2 separate regions of the Homo sapiens genome follow, and region 1 is linked to region 2. Evidence: chromatin loops called from intact Hi-C (ENCODE). Cell type or tissue: testis. All regions are shown on one strand. Each heading gives the region's core, and the rest is flanking DNA. Links, peaks and the distances in the headings are about the cores only.

Region 1 (12,148 bases), core at 2,216-10,215, 180 kb after region 2:
GCTGGGATTACAGGCATGAGCCACCGCACCCAGCCAAGTTTTCATATCACTTGCCTATCACTTGCCAATAGGGAAACTATACATCCTGTAACCATACCTGCTAACATTCTTCTGTCAGTTATATTACTCCTCTATTTGAGACAATCACACACCTCACAATACATCCTTTCCAGGGATGTTGAACCATTGGCTAACCTAGTCATTCACTTTCATTTGTGTTTACAACCCAACCCAAATGCCCTTTTATCCTGTAAAGCTTTTCTGGATGCCCCAAATAGAACGGTTTATTTATTTATTTATTTTATTTTATTTTTTTTTTTTTTTGAGAGTCACCCAGGCTGGAGGGCCGTGGCATGATCTTGGCTCACTGCAACCTCTGTCTCCCAGGTTCAAGCAATTCTGCCTCAGCCTCCCAAGTAGCTAGGATTACAGGTGTGTACCACCACACCTGGCTAATTTTTTTGTATTTTCATAGAGACAGGGTTTCACCATGTTGGCCAGGCTGGTCTCAAATTCTAGGCTCAAGTGATCCTCCCACCTTGGCCTCCCAAAGAGAATGATTTCTTCTATGCCCACAGCAATGTCTGTGTACTTCTCTTAATTGCAGTGATGATTATTTGTTGGTCTGTATCTTTGCTAAAACTGTGAACTCTCTTCCCCTAGACAAAATATGTATCCACAGTAACTAGAAAACATACCTTACACATTGAAATGTACTAAACTCCTTTTAGGGTACCTTCCTAGCTTACAATTTCCTAGTCAGTTGTACCCTCTTCCCCCAATTCTACAGGACCAGACTCCAGGGTTTTGAAAAATCACTCTACTTCCTTCACCACAGTTAACCAAGAGTGGGTGTTTTAATCCAATTAGTCTCTTCCAGGGAAATTTTAGAATTGGGACAAAGACCATTAGTAAAATCAAAATACAAATAATAAACAAGAAAAAATGCAATTCACATCGGAGACAAAGGGCTGATTTCTCTAATATACAAACATGTAGAAATCAATAAGGAAAAGACTAACGACCCAATAGTAAAAAATGGACACATTATAAAAAAGACTGCTCACAGAAAAAGAAATACAAATTACTCTTAAGCATATTTTTAAATTACATATGTGCAGCATTGTTTGTAATATAGCAAAAGATGGGGGAAAAACCTAAATGCCCACCTACAGGGAACTGGTTAAATGCAGTATGTTAGATGAAAAGAGCAGAATGCCACAATATAAGAGGATGATGTCACTCTAAATGTTCATACTGCACCATCTCCAAGATATATTGCTCACTGTGTGTATGGTATGCTGCCATTAGTGTAAAAAAAATGGAGAGGAGGAAAAGATAGATAAATATAGATAGGTAGGTAGGTAGAAAGATATGATGATGGATGGGATGGATGGGATGGATGGATGGATGGATGGATGGATGGATGGATGGATGGATGGCTTTTATCACATATACATAGAATATCTCAAGAAGAAGATAGAACAAACTGCTCCATTAATTGCTTTTGAGAAAGCAAATGGTGGCTAGAGGAAAGAGGATGAAGAGACTTTTCACTGAACCAATTTTATATATTTATTTATTTTTCATGACAGGATCTTGCTCTATTGCCCAAACTAGAGTGCAGTGGCACGATGTCAGCTCATTACAGCCTAACTTCTAGGGCTCAAGCTATCCTCCTGCCTCAGCCTCCCAAGTAGCCAGGACTACAAACACAAACCACCATGCCAGGCTAATGTACCAATTTTTTTTTTTTTTTTTTTTGAGGCAGTATCACTGTGTCGCTCAGGCTGGAGAGCAGTGGCGCAATCTCGGCTCACTGCAACCTCCACCTCCTGGGTTCAAGGGATTTTCCTGTCTCAGCCTCCCGAGTAGCTGGGATTACAGATGTGCACCATCACGCCCAGCTAATTTTTGTATTTTTAGTAGAGACAGGGTTTCAATATGTTGGCCAGGCTAGTCTCGAACTCCTGACCTCAGGTGACCCACCTGCCTCGGCCTCCCAAATTGCTGGGATTACAGGCGTGATCCACTGCACCCGCCCTTTTTTTTTTTTTTTGAGACGGAGTCTCGCTGCGTGATTCTCCTGCCTCAGCCTCCCGAGTAGTTAGGATTACAGGCACACGCCACTACACCAAGCTGATTTTTTTTTTTTTTAACAGAGTCACGCTCTGTCACCCAGGCTGGAGTGCAATGGCACGTCTCGGCTCACTGCAACCTCTACCTCCTAGGTTCAAGCGATTCTCCCTGCCTCAGCCTCCAGAGTAGCTGGGATTACAGGTGCCTGCCACCATGCCAGGCTAATTTTTGTTTTGCTTTGTTTTGTTTTGTTTTTTGAGACAGAGTTTTGCTCTTGTTGCCCAGGCTGGAGTGCAATGGCACGATCTTGCCTCATTGCAACCTCCACCTCCCATGCTCAAGCGATTCTCCTGCCTCCCAAGTAGCTGGGATTACAGACATGCGCCACCACGCCTGACTAATTTTGTATTTTTAGTAGAGACAGGGTTTCTCCATGTTGGCCAGGCTGGTCTCGAACTCCTGACCTCAGGTGATCCGCCCACCTCAGCCTCCCAAAGTGCTGGGATTACAGTCATGAGCCACTGCGCCCGGCCCTAATTTTTGTATTTTTAGTATAGAACAGGGTTTCACCATGTTGCCCAGGCTGGTCTTAAACTCCTGACCTCAAGTGATCTGCCCACCTTGGCCTCCCAAAGTGCTGAGATTATAGGCGTGAGCCACCACGCCAAGCCCCAATTTTTTTTTTTTTTTTTTTTAATTTGTGACAGAGTCTCACTTTGTTGCCCAGGCTGGAGTGCAGTAGTGCAATCTAATCTCACCTTGCAACCTCCACCTCCCAGGTTCAACCCCTCCTGGGTTCAAGTGATTCTCCTGCCTCAGCCTCCTGAGTAGCTCGAATTACAGGCACGCACCACCACACCCAGCTAATTTTGGTATTTTTAGTAGAGATGAGGTCTCACCATATTGACCAGGCTGGTCTCGAACCCATGACCTCAAGTGATCAGCCTGCCACGGCCTCCCACAAGTGCTGGGATTACAAGCATGAGCCACTGTGCCTGGTCTTAAAAAAAAAAGAAAAGAAAGAAGAAAATTTTAATTAGCTGGGCACGGTGGTGTGTGCCTGTAGTTCCAGCTGCTTTGGAGGCTGAGGTGAGAGGATGGCTTGAGCATCCAGCCTGGGCAACAGAGCAAGACCCCATCTCTTAAAAAAAAAATCTATTTGCTGTGTAAAAATAAATAGCATTTAAGTAAAAATATAAAAGATTTGCGATTCTCAGTTTCTTTGTGCTGCTGAGCTTGTATAGGATTAACTCAGGAGTTGGAGGCAGCTATATTCTACGTCAGGCCAGGGTAGCAGAGGAAGCTGCTCGAGAGAGAAGAAACAAGCAGAGAAGAGATATTGGAGAGATGGAGAGAAGATAATGTCTGGGCTCTCAACAACTTGTTTTTGGCCTTTCCTGGGGCCAGCTACATCTCTCTCCTTGGTTTCTTCGAAACATCCCTATATTCTTATAATAAATCTCTCCTTTTTTGGCCTAAGCTAACTTGAGTTGTTTCTTGATAGTTGCATCCAAAGAAATCTCACTGTCATAGCAGGTTTTCTTTTTTGTTTTTGTTTGTTTGTTTGTGACAGGGTCTCGCTCTGTCACCGGGGCTGGAATGCAGTGGCGTGATCTCGGCTCACTGCAACCTCCCACCCCTAGGTCAAGCGATTTTCTTGCCTCAGCCTCCCAAGTAGTTGGGATTACAGGCATGCACCATCAGGCTCGGCTAATTTTTGTATTTTTAGTAGAGATGGGTTTTTGACATGTTGGCTAGGCTGGTCTTGAACTCCTGACCTCAACTGATCCACGTGCCTTGGCCTCCCAAAGTGTTAGGATTACAGGCGTGAGCCACTGCGCCTGACCTCATAGTAATTTTTCTGTAAATGCTTGTTAAAAGGAAATGTAAAGTTCTTTGTAATGAAATTATTTAGGTTCTCAAAATTTGATTGTACTTTAAAAAAAAAAATCTCCTAAATTGAGGGAGGCCAGCTCCAGAGGTGTCGTTAAAGACATTCACCCTAAGCTAAGGTGGTGTTTGTTCATGGAAAATATGAGCTGGGCCTGGGGCCAAGTAACACATTCCACCCACTAGACTTTCCTCTCAGTCCCTGCCTAAGAAGTTAGACTTTTCAATGTTTGGTGATGACCTGCCTGAAAGATAAATGCTGAATGTTGCTAAATAGAATGGAGTTTGAGGAGTGTGAGACATTTTTGTTTGGTTTGGTCTGGTTTCTGTTTTGAAAGGAAAGGCGTTAGGGCCAGGGCAAGAGCACCAATCCCAGGGTAAAGAGTCCTTGTGATAATTATTTTAGTACATTCAAATATGGGTTTCCATTCTAGCTAATTCTGCAAGACTCAAAAAAAAAAGAAAAAAGAAAAAGGAAAAAAGATATATGTTTCCAAGTTCTAGGACTACTTAAACCTTTGAGGCTAATACCTTTCTGAAGGCAAAGTCCATTTCTCTGTCAGTGTTTTCAACGCTATAGATAGTACTATCCTCTTACTATTTATTTTATATTATTATTCCCAGTACTGAACAGACGGAAAGTACTTAGGAAAATCCTCAAAGTCCCAGAATGGTATTCATAAGGCAACTCCTAGAGTTCAATAGCCTGCAAATGAAGTTAAATATATTAAATATATTTTATATAAGCATGATATCATAATGCTCCAAAAATATCATACACTCCAAAAAATGACAGAATGGCAGCAAAAAAAGCTGCATATATGTTTATGCTTTTTTTTTTTTTTTTTTTTGAGACAGTCTCACTCTGTCTCCTGGACTGGAGACTGGCATGATCACAGCTTATTGCAGCCTCAAACTCCCTGGGCTCAGGTGATCCTCCCACCTCAGCCTCCTAATAGGTGGGACCACAGGCATGTGCCACCATACTCAGCTAATAATTATATTTTTTGTAGACACAGGGTTTTGCCGTGCTCCCTAGGCTGGTCTCAAACTCCTGAGCTCAAGCAATCTGCCTGCCACAGCCTCCCAAATTGCTGAGATTACAGGCGTGAGCCACTGTGTTCGGCCTGTTCACACATTTTTTATGTAAGATGAATTTAAACTGGATGATAAAATTGTCTCTCATGTGAAATAAGTCAGAATAATTGCATTATAAATACTAAGGTTAAAAAAGCGTAATTTATTTCTATCATTGAAATACCATTGAAAAATTGAATAACATTATTTAAATACCAGGAACCAACCATACCATTCAAGCAATATTTCTTGAAAATTCATTAGGGATATCATAAAAGTATAAGACATGGCCCCTGTCCTTAAGGAGCTTTGTTATAATTTATGTGAGGTAAGACAGATACAAAGCATCATCATTGTTATTTTTACTAACAGAAGTAGTATGGTGAAGTGGAAAATAATACAGGCTTTTAAATCTTAGGTGTAGATCCATATTTTTAGTTCTGCCATCCCATTAATGTATGATCTCTGCAAAGATACTTAACTGCTCCTAGGCTCAATTTCTTTAATTCTACAGTGGGGATAAGGATGCTAATTTTTTTGTTTGTTTTTTGTTTTAGAAAGGGTCTCACTCTTTTGCCCAGGCTGGGGTGCACTGGCACTATCTCGGCTCACTGCAACCTCTGCCTCTGGAACTCGAAGGATCATCCCACCTCAGCCTCCCAGGTATCAGGGACTACAGGCACATGCCACCATGCCCGGCTAACTTTTGTATTTTTGGTAGAGACGGGGTTTTGCCATGTTGCCCAGGCTGGTCTCAAACTCCTGAGCTCAAGTGATCCACCTGCCTCGGCCTCCCAAAATACTGGGATTACAGGTGTGAGCCACCGCACCCAGCCAGGATGCTAAATTTAAAGGACTGGTTTTTAGCCAGGCTTGGTGTCAAGAGCCTGTAATCCCAGCTACTCGGGAAACTGAGACAGGATAATTGCTTGAACTTGGGAGGTGGAAGTTGCAGTGAGCCAAGATCGCGCCACTGTACTCCAGCCTGGGTGACAGAGTGACAGCCTGTCTAAAAAAAAGAAAAAAGAAAAAAAAAGAACATGTTTTGTTTTGTTTAGTTTTCTTTAGAGATGGGGATCTCACTATGTTGCCCAGGCTGGTCTATGAACTCCTGGGCCCAAGCGATCTTCCCTCATCAGCCTCCCAAAATGGTGGGATTACAGGCCTGAGACACTGTGCCCGGCCAGGACAGTTGCAAGAATTAAATTGCATTATAGATGCAAATACCTAAGTAAACGCTCGATATGTGTCAGGTGTTCGAAAAATACTAGTTTATTCTCCATCTGAATTGAAGGGATTGAATATTTTCTAACTCGTTTCTACTTATTGATAAATAATAGTTTTATTATTGGTGAATTTTAAAATTGAAGTTAGCTAAAACTGCAATCATTTTAACAACCAAAACTTTAATTTTCTCAACACTAAAACTCAATTCCGCGCCAGGCCTGCCAGACACCTGCGCCCTCCTGCAGCCACCGCCACAGCTGCCAGCATGTCTGGCCCAGACATCAAGACGCCGACCGCCATCCAGATCTGCCGGATTATGCGGACGCTAATGTGGCCCGCAATGTCTAGGCGGGACCATCCTGAAGATGATCAAAGAGGCGGGCGCCATCATCAGCACCCGGCATTGCAATCCGCAGAACGGGGATCGCTGTGTGGCCGCTCTGGCTCGGGTCGAGTGCACCCACTTCCTGTGGCCCATGTGCATCGGTGAGGTGGCCCACGTCAGCGCGGAGATCACCTACACCTCCAAGCACTCTGTGGAGGTGCAGGTCAACATGATGTCCGAAAACATCCTCACAGGTGCCAAAAAGCTGACCAATAAGGCCACCCTCTGGTATGCGCCCCTGTCGCTGACGAACGTGGACAAGGTCCTCGAAGAGCCTCCTGTTGTGTATTTCCGGCAGGAGCAGGAGGAGGAGGGCCAGAAGCGGTACAAAACCCAGAAGCTGGAGCGCATGGAGACCAACTGGAGGAACGGGGACATCGTCCAGCCAGTCCTCAACCCAGAGCCGAACACTGTCAGCTACAGCCAGTCCAGCTTGATCCACCTGGTGGGGCCTTCAGACTGTACCCTGCACAGCTTCGTGCATGAAGGGGTGACCATGAAGGTCATGGACGAGGTCGCCGGGATCTTGGCTGCACGCCACTGCAAGACCAACCTCGTCACAGCCTCCATGGAGGCCATTAATTTTGACAACAAGATCAGAAAAGGCTGCATCAAGACCATCTCCGGACGCATGACCTTCACGAGCAATAAGTCCGTAGAGATCGAGGTCTTGGTGGATGCCGACTGTGTTGTGGACAGCTCTCAGAAGCGCTACAGGGCCGCCAGTGTCTTCACCTAAGTGTCGCTGAGCCAGGAAGGCAGGTCGCTGCCCATGCCCCAGCTCGTGCCGGAGACCCAGGACGAGAAGGGCTTTGAGGCCTGGCTCGGTGGCTCACGCCTATAATCCCAGCACTTTAGGATGCTGAGGCAGGCGGATCACTTGACGTCAGGAGTTCAAGACCAGCCTAGCCAACATGGCAAAACCCCATCTCTACTAAAAATACAAAACTTAACTGGGCGTGGTGGCAGGCGCCTATAATCCCAGCTACTCAGGAGGCTGAGGCAGGACAATCTCTTGAACCTGGGAGGCAGAGGTTGCAGTGAGCCAAGATCATGCCACTGCTCTCCAGCCTGGGCAACAAGAGCAAAACTCCGTCTCAAAAAAAAAAAAAAAAAAAAAAAAAAAAAAAAAAAACTAGAACTCAAATATCCAGGATTTTTAATCAGGTAACTAATGTAGATAAGGGGGAAAAAACTAAGAATATACTGATTTATGCCAGGCGCGATGGCTCACGCCTGTAATCCCAGCTCTCAGGGAAGCAGAGGTGGGAGGATAGCTTGAACCCAGGAGTTCAAGACCTGACTGGGCGATATAGTGAGACCCCGTTCTCCACAAAAAGGAAGAAAAAAAAAGACAAAAAAAAAAATAAGCGTAAGAATATACTGATTTACCTGGAAAAATGTTATTTGTAATCCCAACTTGCTCTCTGAATGTAATAATATCACGTAACATCAGTGACTTTTGTTTTGTTTTGTTTTTTGAGGCAGACTTTCGGTCTTGTTGCCCAGGCTGGAGTGCAGTGGCATGATCTCAACTCACTGCAACCTCCGCCTCTCAGGTTCAAGCAATTCTCCTGCCTCAGACTCCCCAGTAGCTGGGATTACAGGCTTCTACCACCATGCCTGACTAATTTTTTGTATTTTTAGTAGAGATGGGGTTTCATCACGTTGGTCAGGGTGGTCTCAAACTCCTGACCTCAGGTATTCCACCTGCCTCAGTCTGCCAAAGTGCTGGGATTACAGGCGTGAGCCATCACACCTGGCCAGCGACTTTTTAATATATAAAACCATGCCTTGGGCTGGGCTCGGTGGCTCACCCTGTAATCCCAGCACTTTGGGAGGCTGAGGCGGGTGGATCACCTGAGGTCAGGAGTTCGAGACCAGTCTGACCAACATGGTGAAAACCCTGTCTCTACTACAAATACAAAAATTAGCCATGCATGGTGGTGTGCGCCTGTAGTCTCAGCTACTCAAGAGACTGAGGCAGGAGAATCCCTTGAACCCGGGAGGCAGAGGTTGCAGTGAGCCGAGATTGAGCCACTGCACTCCAGCCTCAGCAACAGAGCTAGACTCCGTCTCAAAACAACAACAACAAAAACTTGTTCCAAATCAGAAATCAATCATAATTTATAGCATAATGTCATTGGGTTTTCTCATTTTTCTTTTGGCTAAGTACAAAATATAGGAGGATTTGGGCCCGGTGCAGTGGCTCACACCTGTAATCCCAGCACTTTGGGAGTCCGAGGTGGGCAGATCACTTGACGTCAGGAGTTTGGGACCAGCCTGGCCAACACGGTGAAACCCTGTCTCTACTAGAAATACAAAAATTAGCTGGGCATGGTAGAGTGTACATGTAACCTCAGCTATTTAGGAGGCTGAAGCAGGAGAATCGCTTGAACCCGGGAGGCGGAGGTTGCAGTGAGCAGAGATCGCACCATTAGGAGGCTGGAGTGTAGTGCCAATATCTCAGCTCACTCCAGTTTAAGCCTCCTGGGCTCAAGGATTCTCCCACCTCAGCCTTCCGAGTAACTGGGATCAAAGGCACATAGCACCACACCAAGCCAGTTTTTAAATTTTTTGTAGACAAGGATATGGGGTCTCACTATATTGCCTTGGCTGGTCTCCAACTCCTGGGCTCAAAGGATCCTACAGCAGCAGCCTCCCAAAGTGCTGGGATTACAGGCTTGAGCCACCGCACCCAGCCTCAATTTTTTTCTTCTGATTTTAAAGGAAATTGAAACATTTTCATGGACCCTAGGCACTATGGGTATAATTGACCCTAGGCACTGCCTGCTGTGCCTAATGAAGAAGTTGGCCCTGGACAACACTGAACACACTGGACCAAGTAATGCTTAAATCCCAAAGGAAGTGTGTACTCTTGAGGGAAATGAGAGGAAATGAGGCAAGCATACCTAAGTTGTTCTTCCTGATTTACCAATCAGATGAGTTACTCTCTGCCTTGGATTACAATGGATAAAGGGAAAGCAAGGAGTGCATCACTCCAGCTCAACTCACATGAAAGAAAATCGCGGTAGAGAAAAAGCAACCCTCTCTGAGCAATTCTATTCTTAAGGCTGAAATGATTGCATTCGGTTATCGTAATTAGATAACACTGGTCTTTTATGATTACCGAGCTAATTCTTCTTGCTCCAGATTCCTGTTTACCAGAAAATCTGAGGATAACTAGGCTTCCCATGTAGATTATCCTGCAAGGAAAGAATATCTCAAGCAGGCCAGGTGTGGTGTCTCACGCCTGTAATCCCAGCACTTTGGGAGGCCCAGGCGGGTGGTTCACTTGAGACCAGGAGTTCGAGACCAGCCTGGGCAGCATGGCAAAATCTCATCTTTACCAAAAATACAAAACATTAGCTGGGTATGGTGGCTTGCGCCTGTAGACCCAGCTACTCAGGAGTCTGAGGTGGGAGGATGGCTTGAGCCCAGGAGGTAGAGGTTGCAGTGAGCTGAGATCGTATTGCACTCCAGCCTGAGTGACAGAGTGAGACCCTGTCTCAAAAACAAAACAAAAAATCTCAAGCGGCTGATAAATATACAATCTGAATATACAATCTGCTGTCTGGTTACATTTCTTATTATGAGGTAGCAAATTAACATTCTGGTTTATATATTCTCACAAAAGACTGGTTGGCATGAGAATCCATGGATTCATTTAACTCATTCATATAACTGACTTGACCATGTTATTAAACTGGAAATGTTGAGGTTCAAATTCTAAACCATAAAGGCTTAATCCAAGGTACTATAACCTAGCCAGCAAGTTTGTATTAGCTGCAATTCAATTTTCCCATTTTCTAACTACAACACACTCCCCAGTCCTCACACCTTTCTTATAATCCTATGTCCTCAAATTAGCTGAGTGGGGGAATCCGAGGGCACAAAAAAGGAGGAAACATTCCAGCAAAATGTTTCTGATTTTTTCTTTCTTTTTTTTTTTTTTTTTGAGATAGAGTCTAGCTCTGTCACCCAGGCTGGAGTACAGTCGCACGATCTCGACTCACTGCAACCTCCGCCTCCTGGGTTCAAGCAATTCTTCTGCCTCAGCCTCCCAAGTAGCTGGGACTACAGGCACGCACCACCATGCCCAGCTAAATTTTGTATTTTTCGTACAGATGAGGTTTCACCATATTGGCCAGGCTGGTCTCGAACTCCTGACCCTGTGATCCGCCCTCCTTGGCCTCCCAAAGTGCTGGGATTACAGGCATGAGCCACCATGCCTGGCCGTCTAATTTTTCCTGTTTTCTTTTCTCTCTCTCTCTCTCCTTTTTTTTTTTTTTGATGGAGACAGGGTCACTGCAGCCTAGACCTCCAGGACTCCCACTCCCTCCAGGATTCTCTCACCTCAGCCTCCCGATTAGTTCATGCCACCATGCCCAGCTAATTTTTTTTTTTTTTTTAGATGAAGTTTCACTCTTGTTGCCCAGGCTGGAGTGCAATGGCACAACCTCAGCTCACTACAACGTCCGCCTCCTGGGTTCAAGTGATGCTCCTGTCTCAGCCTCCCAAGTAGCTGGGATTACAGGTGCCCGCCACCACACCCAGCTTATTTTTGTATTCTTAGTAGAGACAGGGTTTCACCATGTTGGCCAGACTGGTCTTGAACTCTTGACCTCAGGTGATCCACCGGCCTCAGCCTCCCAAAGTGCTAGGATTACAGGCGTGAGCCACCATGCCCGGCCGTGAATTATTATTTTCTTCCGGGTCTATCGAATGTCAAGGAATTTTTAATGCATGACTGTTCTCCATGGCTCATAATTAAAGAAGGGTTAGTCATTAGCAGCTGGTTCTGTGTAAAGCAAGTCATATCCTTTATGACAAATTATCTCTTGGAAATTTTCATTTAGTCTTAACCACCTCCATGGCCAGACAAGATGTCATCTTGGATCAAGATACGGAAGAACTGGTGACACAACAAAGTTTGTAATGGAGCATGTCAATAGTTATACTCTTTCATCAAACATGTGTTCAGAGCCAGTGAAGTGCTGGTCAGCCTAACAGAATTGGAGGCAGGAAAGTATGATTTAGCTGTGTGCCCAGAAAGAAAATGAAACAGATTTGGCTGAATACTTATTAATCTCTGCCTCAACAACTAGGATTATATTCCCATTTCATAGGAAATGGAGGCACTGAGAGAATGAGTAACAAGCCTAAGGCCACATAGGTAGAAAAAATGATATAATCATAATGTAGTTGTGTTTCAAACTCAGTCCTGTTCAGTTCAATAAACATTTGTCCAGTCCTCATTCTATGATATGTCCTGTGAATTGGCATTGAGAATGCAGCCATGAACCCCATTGAAGAACTTTATCAGCTTCCAGCCACCAAGACAGAAAACCCATCTACAGGACCACTCATGCCTTCTGCCAGCCTTCTTGGTACCATGGGAGAGGTATAGCTCCTCCTAACTAAGGCTACTCTTTCCCCTGTGTTTTATTTATTTATTTTATTTTTATTTTATTTTATTTTACTGAGACA
Region 2 (12,148 bases), core at 2,437-10,436:
CTACTATGACCAGCTAATTATTTTTATTTTTTATTTTTGTATAAACAAAGGTCTCACTATGTTGCCCAAGCTGGTCTCCAACTCCTGGGTTCAAGCAATCCTCTTGCCTCAGCCTCCCAAAGTGCTGGGATTACAGGCATGAGCTACTGCCCTAGGTTGTACCCAGCTCTTCAGACCAGGTCTCTACTCCTATTCTCTTCCTGAAAATAAACCAGTTCTTGCTTTTTTTTTTTCTTTTTTCTTTTTTTTTTTTTTTTTTGAGATGAAGTTTCGCTCTTTTTGCCCAGGCTGGAATGCAATGGCGCAATCTCAGCTCACTGCAATCTCCACCTCCTGGGTTCAAGTGATTCTCCTGCCTCAGCCTCCCGAGTAGCTGGGATTACAAGGTGCATGCCACCAAGCCCAGCTAATTTTGTAATTTTAGTAGAGACGGGGTTTCACCATGTTGGCCAGGCTGGTCTCAAACTCCTGACCTCAGGTGATCCACCCACCTTGGCCTCCCAAAGTGCTGGGATTACAGGCGTGAGCCACCATGTCCGGCCCAGTTCTTGATGTTTTAAAGGACATCTGTTGCTTCCTGATCTGGATGCTGGTTCCACAAGTGTGTGCAGTTTGTGAAAATCCACCAAGCTGTATACCCACGTGGTGTTCACTTTCCTGTATGTAGATAAAACTTCAATAAAAAGCATTTTTAAAAATAAGGTTACCACCTTTGTGGTGAACATCTTCTCAAGTGGCATTTTATCTTAAGTTTTACTTGCAAGAATTTATTTCACCAATCTGAATCCTATCTTAATAATTCCCCCTACTGTGTTGCTAATTGCTACAAATAATCACTAGATTTTCTCTCAAAACCACAGAAAGAAATCATTTTTAAGTCAGTGTACTTTCATACATAGATCATCTCTGTTTGAAACAGATTTTGTTCTGAAAGTTTGTTTGCAAGATGCTGGTTTGCTTGGCCAGGCACAGTGGCTCACATTTGTAATCCCAGTGCTTTGGGAGGCTGATGTGGAAGGACCACTTGAGGCCAGGAGTTCAATGCCAGCCTGGGCAACATAGCAAGACCCTGTTTCTACAAAAAAAAAAAAAAAAAAAAAAAAAAGATGCTGATTTGCAACTTTTAACATAAGTTCACCAGAATAAAAAATGTTAAGCAGTATTTATGTTCCTAAGCCTGAAGCATATTAAACCCCTTTATAGTTGAATTAAAACAAAACATTGCCAAGTCCTGAAGCCTTTTATTATTTCAACATATTAAGCTCTGAAGCCTCTCTGAGCCGTGTGTCCTGCCCTCTGGTCCCCAATCACACCGGGACCGTGGTCCCCTTCCCCTCCTCTGGTCCAGCAACTCTGCCCTGACTGGTCTCTTCCACTCCCAGGAGCACAATCAAGGAATCGTTGCCTGAGGTCTAGAGTTCTTAGTCCGGTTCAATTTCAGAGTCAAATACAAGACTAGCCAGCTAGGCAACCACCCAGAGCACCCTTAGAAACTCATCTCAAAACTAAAGTGATGGGGAAATGCATTTCCTACTTCTTTTCTCAAAATAGTTGGAATAGCCTGAAAAACTGCTTGGAGTTGAGGGTGCAACCCCAAGAGGTGTGCTCAGGGAAGGACACGTGGTCTCTGAACTTCTTTTAGGGAATGTGGATCTTGTTTACCAAAGACTCGTGTTTTCTCAGTTGGGTATCCATGTTTGGGGCCTGAGCTGAACTGTTCTAGGAAAAAGAGAGCAAAAAGGCAAATCATGCCTATCTAATCATTCTATAATGTCACGATGCTATAAAGTAAGGTTGTCAAACTATGGCCCACGCATGGCTGAATCCAGCCCGCCACCTGGTTTTGTAGGGCCATAAATTGAGAATGGTTTTTACATTTTATTTCATTTTATTTTATTTTATTTTATTTTATTTTATTTTATTTGAGAGGGAGTATTACTCTGTCGCCCAGGCTGGACTGCAGTGGCATGATCCCGGCTCACTGCAACCTCTGCCTCCCAAGTTCAAGCGATTCTCCTGCCTCAGCCTCCCAAGTAGCTGGGATTACAGGTGGTTTTTACATTTTTTAATGGTTGAAAAAAATCCAAAGGAGGAAAATATTTTATGACATGTGAAAATTATATGAAATTCAAGTTTCAGGTTTCACAAATAGCATTTTATTGGAACACAGTCATGCCCATTCATTGACATGTTGCCTATGACTGCTTTCTCGCTGCAACATAAAGTTGCAACCAAGCCTAAAATATTTTCAATTTGGTCTTTACACAAAAAAGTTTGCCAACTCCTACTAGACAGAAAGGTAGTTCAGAGTAAGAAGGGGCATGTAGACCTGGGGTCAGGCAGGCTTGGGTTTGGCTCCAATGTCTGCCACTTAAATGTGTGACCTTGGGGCAATTACTTAACGTCTCTGACCTTCGGTTCCTTTGACAACAAAGTCAACTATGCATAGTGTCTACAGCACAGACTCTGGAACCATACTGCCTTTCAGCCCCACTGGCTATGTGATCTCATAAAGGTCACTTAACTTCTCTAAGCCCCTCTTCCCTAATTGTAAATAGGCAATAATAACGGTGCCTACCTGGTGTGAGTTGGTTGATGGTATTATTTTTAATAATAAAAATTAAAATAAAATAATGATACCTACCTTACAAGGTGGTTGTACAGAATTAAATGGGTAGTGCATGTAAACCACATTGAATAGTGCCTGGCACAGAGTGAGTACCGTAGAAGTATTTACCATTATTATAATTTACCTTGAGGGGTTGTCGTAAGATGGTTCTGAGCTAGTGTATGTCATGAGCCTAAAACAGTGCCTGGAACAAAACAGGTACTAGCAAATAGTAGCTGCTATGATGATGATGATATGAACCAGTACTACAGACACACAGGAGAGGGAGCATTAATTCTCGAGATGGGAGAAAGGAGTGGTGATTTGGGAGCCCCGCATTTAAAAGGTGACAGCTGATCTGTAGGATGAGTAAGATTTTGATAAGCAACAGAGAAGAAAGGCTTTGGGGGTGGGGAGAAGCATGTGCAAAGGCCCAGGGGCATGAAAATACATGTTTGATTTGGGGAAGTAGAAGAAGTTCAGGGAGGTTGCACTGTGGGCTGCTCAGTGGGGAGCAGGAAGTGGCCGGTGGAGGGATTATGGGAGATGAGCCTGTGATTTTATACAATCCAAGGTTGCCTTCTGCTCATCAGCAGCCACAGCACACTATTAGCTCCAGCTGACTCCAGTTAAAATCAGTTAACAGTCAATTAAAATCCCTGGGTCTTTGGCACATAAAATGTTACTAGCCAGGCACAGTGGCTCCTGCCTATAATCCCAGCACTTTGGGAAGCCAAGGCAGGAGGATCACCTGAACCCAGGAGTTCAAGACCAGCCTGGGCAACATGATGAGACCCCTGCCCCCCGCCTCCGGTGCCTCACCACCAAGTCTATACTAAAAAAAAAAAAATTAGCCAGGCATGGTGGAGCATGCCTATAGTCCCAGCTAGTTGGGAGGCTGAGGCAGGAGGATTACTTGAGCCCAGGAAGCTGAAGCTGCAGTAAGCCATTATCACACCACTGCACTCCAGCCTGGGCAACAAAGCAAGACCCTGTCTCAAAAAATAAAAAAACTGTTACCAATCCATTCTCTTTTAACTTAAATGTTACTAACCTCTTTGAGCACCTACTCTGTGTCAGGCATTGAAGCCAAGTTAAAGAAAACACAGCTTCTGCCTTCAAAAAAACTTACAGTCTAATGGCAACACCAGACATAAACTTCAGCAAGGATCTGAGGGAGGAACAAATAAAGTGCCAACAAAGGGAAAAAGGTGCTACCTGCAACTAGCAGGAATCAAGGAAGGCTTTGTGGAGGCCATGGTATTAGAACATGACCCTTAAAACCACTGAGCTTGAGATGCACAGAGAAGAAAGAGAAACATGAGCAATGAAGGAAAAACCTAGGGCACCTAGAAGGGTGAGAGGCAGCTCAGTTGGGCTAAAAGGCGGAGCCCAGAATGGGAGATCAAGCTGGGCTGTAGGAAGCTCATTCTTGTGGCAGGTTAGGCTGGATTGCAGGTGGGAAAGACCAAAGAGGCAAGTGGGAGGCTCCTGCCGTTGGGATCAAGGATGACTTTATCCAGAGCAGATGCTGTGAGACAAGAAAGAGGGAGAGAAGCCCCAGCAACATCCACGAGGCGGAACTGACACGCAGGCCTGAAACAAGGTGATTCTGAGGCTGTAGGCCTGGGGGCCTGGGAGAAGCTGCTGGCAAACATAGGCAGCACCAGAGGAGAGAGACAGATCTGTGAGATCCATGAAGAGGTGGGTGTTTCCCACTGGGGGGCCTGCTGAAGAGACAGAGCGCTTTCAGGAGAGCCACAGGCTGCCGTCATATGACAAGGCTATCGTTTACTGAATGAAGGGGAAGAGAAGTGGGGTAGCCAGGGTCATCTTCCTCTCCCATGAGCTTTGACATGAAATCTTTAGCTAGAAACATGTTCTCTTCTATGTTATGTATAGCAAAAAAAAAAAAAAAAAAAATCACCTAAGAATAGGTGGGTCTTGCACAAACCAATTTGCTCCTATATTGAAATCCATTAACATAACATCGTACGGGTCTATTCACAGACACAGGAAAAGGCTTCCTAAGCTAAATGGGTGGAAAGCAGGTTTCAAAATGGCAGGTTTCAAAATGGCCTGTACAGGAGATTCCAGAGCTGTGAAAATGTCTAGAGTGGTGCCCACTGGCTTGTCTCTGGGTCCTGGGGTTGTATGTGATTCCCATTTTCTTCTCCTTGCTTAAGTGCATTTAAAAATGTGTCCACGATACGCATGTGCTATTTGCGCAGTTTTGAAGAAGTGCTTCCTGTATGTTGTTTTGTCTTTTTAATGTGGTCTCAGAAGGGAACAAAAAGGCTGGGCTGGTCCCTTGAAGCTACAGAAAATTTCTGTGAATCCCTATCAGTGACTCTGAAAATTTTTCTAGGTCTACACTGCTGAATTCGTTTACAATTCCTAGAAGCACTAACTCCAACTTCTGATTCCCTTTTAAAGGTCTGTTTCATTCTCTCCTCCTTGCAAAGGAGATGAGCAAAGCTGAATAATTCTGCCTCCTGAATCACAGCTGTTCATAGCTATCCTCAGCCCCAAGCCACCTCTTCTTTCTTCTTACTCATAAGAGTTTTAAAAGTCCAGGCTGAGAGCCAGGCGCGGTGGCTCACGTCTGTAATCCCAGCACTTTGGGAGGCTAAGGGGGGTGGATCACTTTTAGTAGAGATGGGGTTTTGCCATGTTGCGGATAGTCTTGAACTAGCCGCAACATGGCGAAACCCCATCTCTACTAAAAACACAGACAAAAAAAATTAGCTGGGCCTGGTGGCCTGTGCCTGTAGTCCCAGCTATTCGGGAGGCTGGGTCAGGAAAATCGCTTGAACCTGGGAGGCAGAGGCTGCAGTGAGCTGAGATCACACTACTGCACTCCATCCTGGACAACAGAGGGAGGCCTGGACTCAAAAAAGTCCAGGCCGGGTGCCATGACTCACACCTGTATTCACACACTCTGGGAGGCCAAGGCAGGTGGATCACTTGAGGTCAGGAATTCTAGACCAGCCTGGCCAACATGGCGAAACCCCGTTTCTACTAAAAATACAAAAATTAGCCCGTCATGGTGGTTAATAATCCCAGCTACTCAGGAGGCTGTAGCAGGAGAATCGCTTGAACTTAGGAGGCAGAGGTCGCAGTGAGGGGGGATCGTGCCACTGCACTCCAGCCTGGATGGCAGAGTGAGACTCCGTCTCAAAAAAAAAAGAAGTCCTTTTTATATTCTTTTAGATATTCAAATAAATATGAATATGGCCTGGGTATTAGATGACATTTAAGAACTATTGCTAATTTTGTTAGGTGATAACTGTATTGTCAGGTCCTTATTTATCAATCAATTTGTCAATTGTATTTTAAGGCCCTTATCTGATAGAGATGTTGATGTATTGATGAGGAAAATCAATAAGATGTCAGGGATTTATTTTATATTATTCCAGAAAACAAGCAAAAACAATGGATAAAGTAAGATTGGAAAAGTGTTAAGAACTATTGAGGTTGAGTGGTGGGTATACAGGGGTATATTAGCCTATTCTCTCCTCTTTGGTGTAGCTTCAAAACTTTTCGTGTTAAAAGTTTTAAAGCGTGGGGGCTTTTGTTTTCTTTCTTTCTTTTTTTTTTTTTTTTTGAGATGGCGTTTCACTCTTGTTGCCCAGGCTGGAGTGCAATGGCAAGATCTCAACTCACTGCAACCTCCACCCCCAAGGTTCAAGCGATTCTCCTGCCTCAGCCTCCCGAGTAGCTCAGACTACAGGCATGTGCCACCATGCCAGCTAATTTTGTACTTTTAGTAGAGACGGGGTTTCTCCATGTTGGTCAGGCTGGTCTCAAACTCCCGACCTCAGGTGATCCACCCTCCTCAGCCTTCCAAAGTGTTGGGATTACAGGTGTGAGCCACCGCGCCAGGTCCCAAGCTGTAGTTTTATTCTTACTCTCTGGTTATAGAGAAAATGCAGAAAAGCATCACCAAAAGAGAAAAGTATACTTTACGCTATAGTGACTTTTTCAAGTATTTGAAGGCATGTTCATGGAAGTGGCAAAAGGATGACAGCACAGAGGCTTAGAGCCTGCCTCCTGGTGGAGGGATATGGAAGAGGAAAGCCACAGTCCTGGGTAAGGATTCCCAGACAAGTCAGGGAAGAAAATCTTGCGCTTCAATACAGACTCTACCTGCAACTCAGTAAGACATCACTATCTATTCCTGGGAAGTAAGGGCCATCTCTAGAACATAAGCCAAAGGAGGCCAAAGGAGGCCCCTGAGATGACCCAAACTCAACTTTCTAACTGGTATCGTTACCTTCACTAACTTCCCTCGGCCCTCCCTGGGTAGAATTCTGCAGAATTAGCTCTTTGCAAAAGAACAAACGTCATAATGAAAATACCTTAAAAAGAAAAGAAACTCAAGAGTGAAAATGCATTACCCACACGAAACCAGATGAGAAGTCAAAGTAACTCTGAGAGTGAGGAAGACCCTCTGCCCTGGGGGTTCTTGTTGTCTGAAAAGGTGAGGGGGCTTTGGAGGTTTCTATCTTAGTATTTTGTGTTTTCCCCTTAGACGTAAACGTAGCCTTTGTCTGTGAAAATATGAAATCTGCCTGATGTCTGGATAGACCTCCACCAAGTTCAAGATACTTCCCAGCTGTAAAGCACCATCTCTGACTAAGAAAACCATCACATCTCAAGGTTCCCCCCATCCCCAACCCCAGAACCACCAACCACCACCACCATCCAACACACATATTTAAGCCATTGGTGGTGGACAGCATTTCCTGCTTTTACTTGCTGGTCCAAACAGATTGAAGATGACCTCCCTATTGTAACTTCTCTCCTCATTTTTTCCAGACCATTTCTATATATCCTATTTTCTGATTATAAAAGTAGTACATACACATTATAGAACATTTCGAAAACACTGATCCAAAGAAGATAAAAATCAGTTACCACCTAGAACCAAAAGCTGTAAAATATTAGCATACATTTTTCTGGGGTTTTTTATTCAGTGCATCATTTTTTTCCAAAACTAAGAATACCATACTTTATATGCAGTTTGGCATCTTGTTTTTCTTAATTTAACATTTAGGTCTTAATTTAACATTCTATGTCAAGATTCTTGACATAGAAAATGGCTGCATAAAATTTCATTATGTAAATATAGCATCATTTATTTAACCAATTGCCTACTGTTGGATAGTTTAATAATTCCTTATTTTCACTATAGCAACATTGAGTGAATATTTTTAATATAAATATATGATTATTTCTTTAGGATAAATAGATATGAGAGCAACTGCTGGAACAGAAGAGATAAAAAATTGAACCAATTTATATTCCATGTATGGGCCTATCACTGCATCTCTCTATCAACTCTCACTGGGTATAATATTTGCAAGTTTGACTTGTTTTCATTTGCATTTCATTTACAACTGGTGAAGATTAAAATTTTCTCATCTGTTTCTTGACAACATATATTTTTTCTTTTGTAAGTCATCAGTTTTACCTACTTTTCCAGCAAGACGGTCATTGTTTCTTAATGACTTTTAAAATCCTTTTAGAGATTAAGGATATTAATCTTTTATGATTAAATGTGTTGCAAATATATATATATATATAGTGCCCAGGTATTCTGGGAATTCCCCAGATTCCTGGTACTCCCCCTTCACTGAGCAAACCCTAAACAGAATGTAAAGTAGCATGTTCCCTGCTGCGGAAAAAAAACTCAGCATGATGAGATGCCTGAAAGGTCATCTAATTCAACATACTCATTTCTCCCATGAGGAAACCAAGGACTTGAGAGAAGTGGTTAAGCTGCTGGGGGCCCACACGAGGCCCAGAAACTGAACCAGCTGAGTCAGCACACTTTCCATCTACACAGGATTTTTTCAGATACACATTATGCCTACATTGTATAGCCCATACTTAATTTCCTTAATATTTTAAGCACAATGCTCATATAGCTAGATAGACATGCCAAATTATTCACACAGTAGCAACCTTTATTTCTTTGCCTTTTTCCCACAGAAAGATTTTATTGTGTACTGATGGCTTTTTACTCAAAAGGTAGCTGTCAATGTTTTTTGTTTGTTTTTGTTTTTGTTTTTTGTTTGCTTGTTTTCAGAGTCTCACTGTCACCCAGGCTGGAGTGCAGTGGCGAGATCGGCTCACTGCAACCTCCACCTCTCAGGTTCAAGTGATTCTCGTGTCTCAGCCTCCCGAGTAGCTGGAATTACAGGCATGCACCACCACACCCGGATAATTTTTGTATTTTTAGTAGAAACGGGATTTCGCCATGTTGGCCAGGCTGGTCTCGAACTCCTGACCTCAAGTGATCCACCTGCCTTGGCCTCCCAAAGTGCTGAGATTACAGGCGTGAGCCACCACACCCAGCCACAGCTCCCAGTTTTAATATAAAAATACTTTTTAAACACCTGTTCCCTTTCTCATCCACTTCCTTCGAGATGGATCATCTCTTTTTAGGAGAAATCATTAAGCTTTCCAGCATTCTCTAGAAGTAGGATAACCCCTTAACTTGCAGATTGCTTAAGCTATAAAAGAAGTCAAGGCATTTAATAATTTGTTCTGGATATGCAGCCCAGAGCACTGGAAGGAGTGAGGTGATTTAGTTTTAGTTTCAGTGTGTAAGGCTGCCGATATGCAATTGTTTGCAAAGGGCCCATGTTGTGGAGTTGACAGTCACGGTTAGATATTTTTTTCTTTTTCTTTTTTTTTTTTTTTTTTTGAGATGGAGTTTCACTCTTGTTACCCAGGCTGGAGTGCAATGGCGTGATCTCGGCTCACCACAAACTCCACCTCCTGGGTTCATGCGATTCTCCTGCCTCAGCCTCCCAAGTAGCTGGAATAACAGGCATGCGCCACCACACCCAGCTAATTTTGTATTTTTAGTAGAGATGGGGTTTCTCCATGTTGGTCAGGCTAGTCTTGAACTCCCGACCTCAGGTGATCCGCCCGCCTCAGCCTCCCAAAGTGCTGGGACTACAGGCATGAGCCACCGCACCCAGACAGTCACGGTTAGATTTTCATCTCCCTTGCTGAGCAGCAGTATAACCTTGGGCAAGTCACATAACTACAACTGCAAAATGTGAATTAATCATGCATCGTTTGCAGGATTTTTTTTTTAAGGCAACTGAAAAGAATCTATCTCCCATGCCTAGATGAATGCCTGGCCCTTAGCAGATAAGGATAACAATAAACACATTTGCCAGACGCTGTTTGAAGTGCTTTATAAAAATTACCTCCTTTAATCATTACAACAAGACTGCATGTGGTCAATATCATTTTTGTCTCATTTTTACAGCTGGGGGAACTAGGGCACAGAGAAGTAAAGTACCTTGTCCAAGATGACAAGCTAATGAGAAGAGATGCTGGGGTTCAGACTCTGGCAGTCCAGCCTCTGAGCCCATTCATAGGTCTCTACCTCCCCTCTCCCTACCTCTCTCTTAGTGAGAGCCTGCCTATCCTTCAAACCTTGATGAAACTGAGCAATCCTAAAACAGTGGCAGAGGGTGAGGAAGAAAGGCCGGAAATACATTTTTCTGCTGGTGGGTGATTTCCTTCTTACTACAAGCCTGATTTCTTACAGCATTTTAAAGATTCTTCCTCAGTCAGACACTCTCACACACCATTTGATGAGCAGAAGACCACCATCTTTGCAGAGCGCACTTGAACAGAATCCAGCGGCGTCCTTCGTGTATTTGACACCCACAACTGATCATCTATCAACCTCTCTCCTCTAGGTGACAAAATTATTTTCCTAGCAATGCGTAAGAATCAGGAACAGACTGTTTATTTTTTATTCCTTCTTTAGCTTTAAAAGAAACAAGTTACTTTTTTTTTTAATTGAACTTTAAAAAAATCATTCAGGTCAGGTGTACTGGCCGACATCTATAATCCCAGAACTTTGGAAGGCCGAGGCAGGAGGATTGCTCAAGGCCAGGAGTTTGAGACCAGCCTGGGAAACACAGCAAGATTAGCCGGGTGTGGTGGTGCATGCCTGTAAGTCCAGCTACTTGGGAGGCTGAGATATGAGAATCACTTGAACCTGGGAGGTGGAGGTTGCAGTGAGCCGATTTCGCCAGTGCACTCCAGCCTAGGTGACAAAGTGAGACTGTCTGAAAACAAACAAACAAAAAACAAAAATGAACAAACATCTCTACCAAAAAGTTCTTTTAATTAGTTGGGCATGGTAGCATGTACCTGTAGCCTTAGCTACTCAGGAGGCTGAGACAGGGAATGGCTTGAGCCCAGGAGATCAAGGCTGCAGTGAGCCATGATCACAACACTGCACTCCAGCCTGGATGACAAAGTGAGACCCTGTCTCTAAAAAATAATAACAATAATTCAGTAAGATATTTCATGTATGAATTAAAACTTGCACTTACCAATCAGCATTAATTATACTTTGTAGTTTGCATTCTCCTTTGTTGTTTCAAATTTAAATACAAAACTCTGAGAGAATAACGGAATTGAGGTAACTCGAGTTCTGTTCCGGGGTTTCTACAATCACTGTGCTATCATTGTTTATGTCTAATCTGCAGCTTAAACTCAGGACTATGCTGTGCCATAGAAGCTGAAGATGCAACTTGGCCCCAAAGCTCTAGTGAAAGCTGTACACACCATTAAGAACTTACTCTGACTTTTTCACTGCCAGCGCATGGTGATAATAAAAAACAGACCCACACTGGTTTTATTACTGTTTTAAAATTCTATATAAATGATATACCCCCTTACTTCCTGTACTTAGGGGGGACCCCTTGCACCACTCCATCCTTTAAGTCCTTGCCAGTATCTATTAAACTTTTAAATGCGGAGACCTTTTAATCCAGCAATTCCAATTCTTTCAACACGTTGTACTGATGTGTCTACACAAGTAGTCAAGATATGCAAGAATTTCCATTGCTACATTATTCACGACAGCAAAAAAAGAACTGGAAAGATCTGAAAGGTCCATTAAGACGCAGGGGTTAAATTAATTATGCCATATCCATTCGATAGAATCCACTCAGCATTAGAAGGAATTAGGTCAGCCTGTTCGTATTGCCCAGGAAGGGTATGATATACAGACATACCTTACAGATATCGCGGGTTCAGTTCCAGACCACTGCAATAAAGTGAATCTTGCAATAAAGTGAGTCACACAGTTTTTTTTGTTTCCTAGTGCACATAAAAGTTATGTTGGCCAGGAGCAGTGGCTCGAGCCTGTAATCCCAGCACTTTGGGAGGCCGAGGCAGGCAGATCACCTGAGGTCGAGAGTTCAAGACCAGCCTGACCAACATGGAGAAACCCTGTCTCTACTAAAAATACAAACTTAGCCAGGCATGGTGGCACATGCCTGTAATCCCAGCTACTTGGGAGGCTGAGGCAGGAGAATTGCTTGAACCCAGGAGGCAGAAGTTGCAGTGAGCCAAGATCGTGCCATTGCACTCCAGCCTGGGCAACAAGAGCGAAACTCCATCTCAAAAAAAAAAAAAAAAAAAAAACAAGTTATGTTTACACTATACATGATGTCTAAAAGTATACATGGCTTAATTTAAAAATATTTTATT

What was found. Peaks named below come from ENCODE experiments on the same cell type or tissue, not always from the same donor. Only the 100,000 strongest peaks of a DNase experiment are listed, where the experiment ranks them.
Region 1: a loop joins it to region 2, with 3 times the contacts of the local background. A loop is called at or near these places in 8 of 110 quality-filtered maps.

What each region holds. Positions count from the first base shown.
Region 1 is chr4:40,038,526-40,050,673 of GRCh38, reverse strand. It overlaps the pseudogene LOC344967. Among named protein-coding and RNA genes, the nearest start is that of N4BP2, 12 kb to the left of the region's middle. In testis, for the core only: no CTCF peak of the experiment used is centred there; no DNase peak of the experiment used is centred there; H3K4me3 peaks cover 955 bases.
Region 2 is chr4:40,223,702-40,235,849 of GRCh38, reverse strand. The region is part of intron 1 of RHOH (ras homolog family member H); the gene reads right to left. Among named protein-coding and RNA genes, the nearest start is that of RHOH, 33 kb to the right of the region's middle. RefSeq lists an enhancer at 8,272-8,321. In testis, for the core only: a CTCF peak has its summit at 6,669 (motif pointing left); no DNase peak of the experiment used is centred there.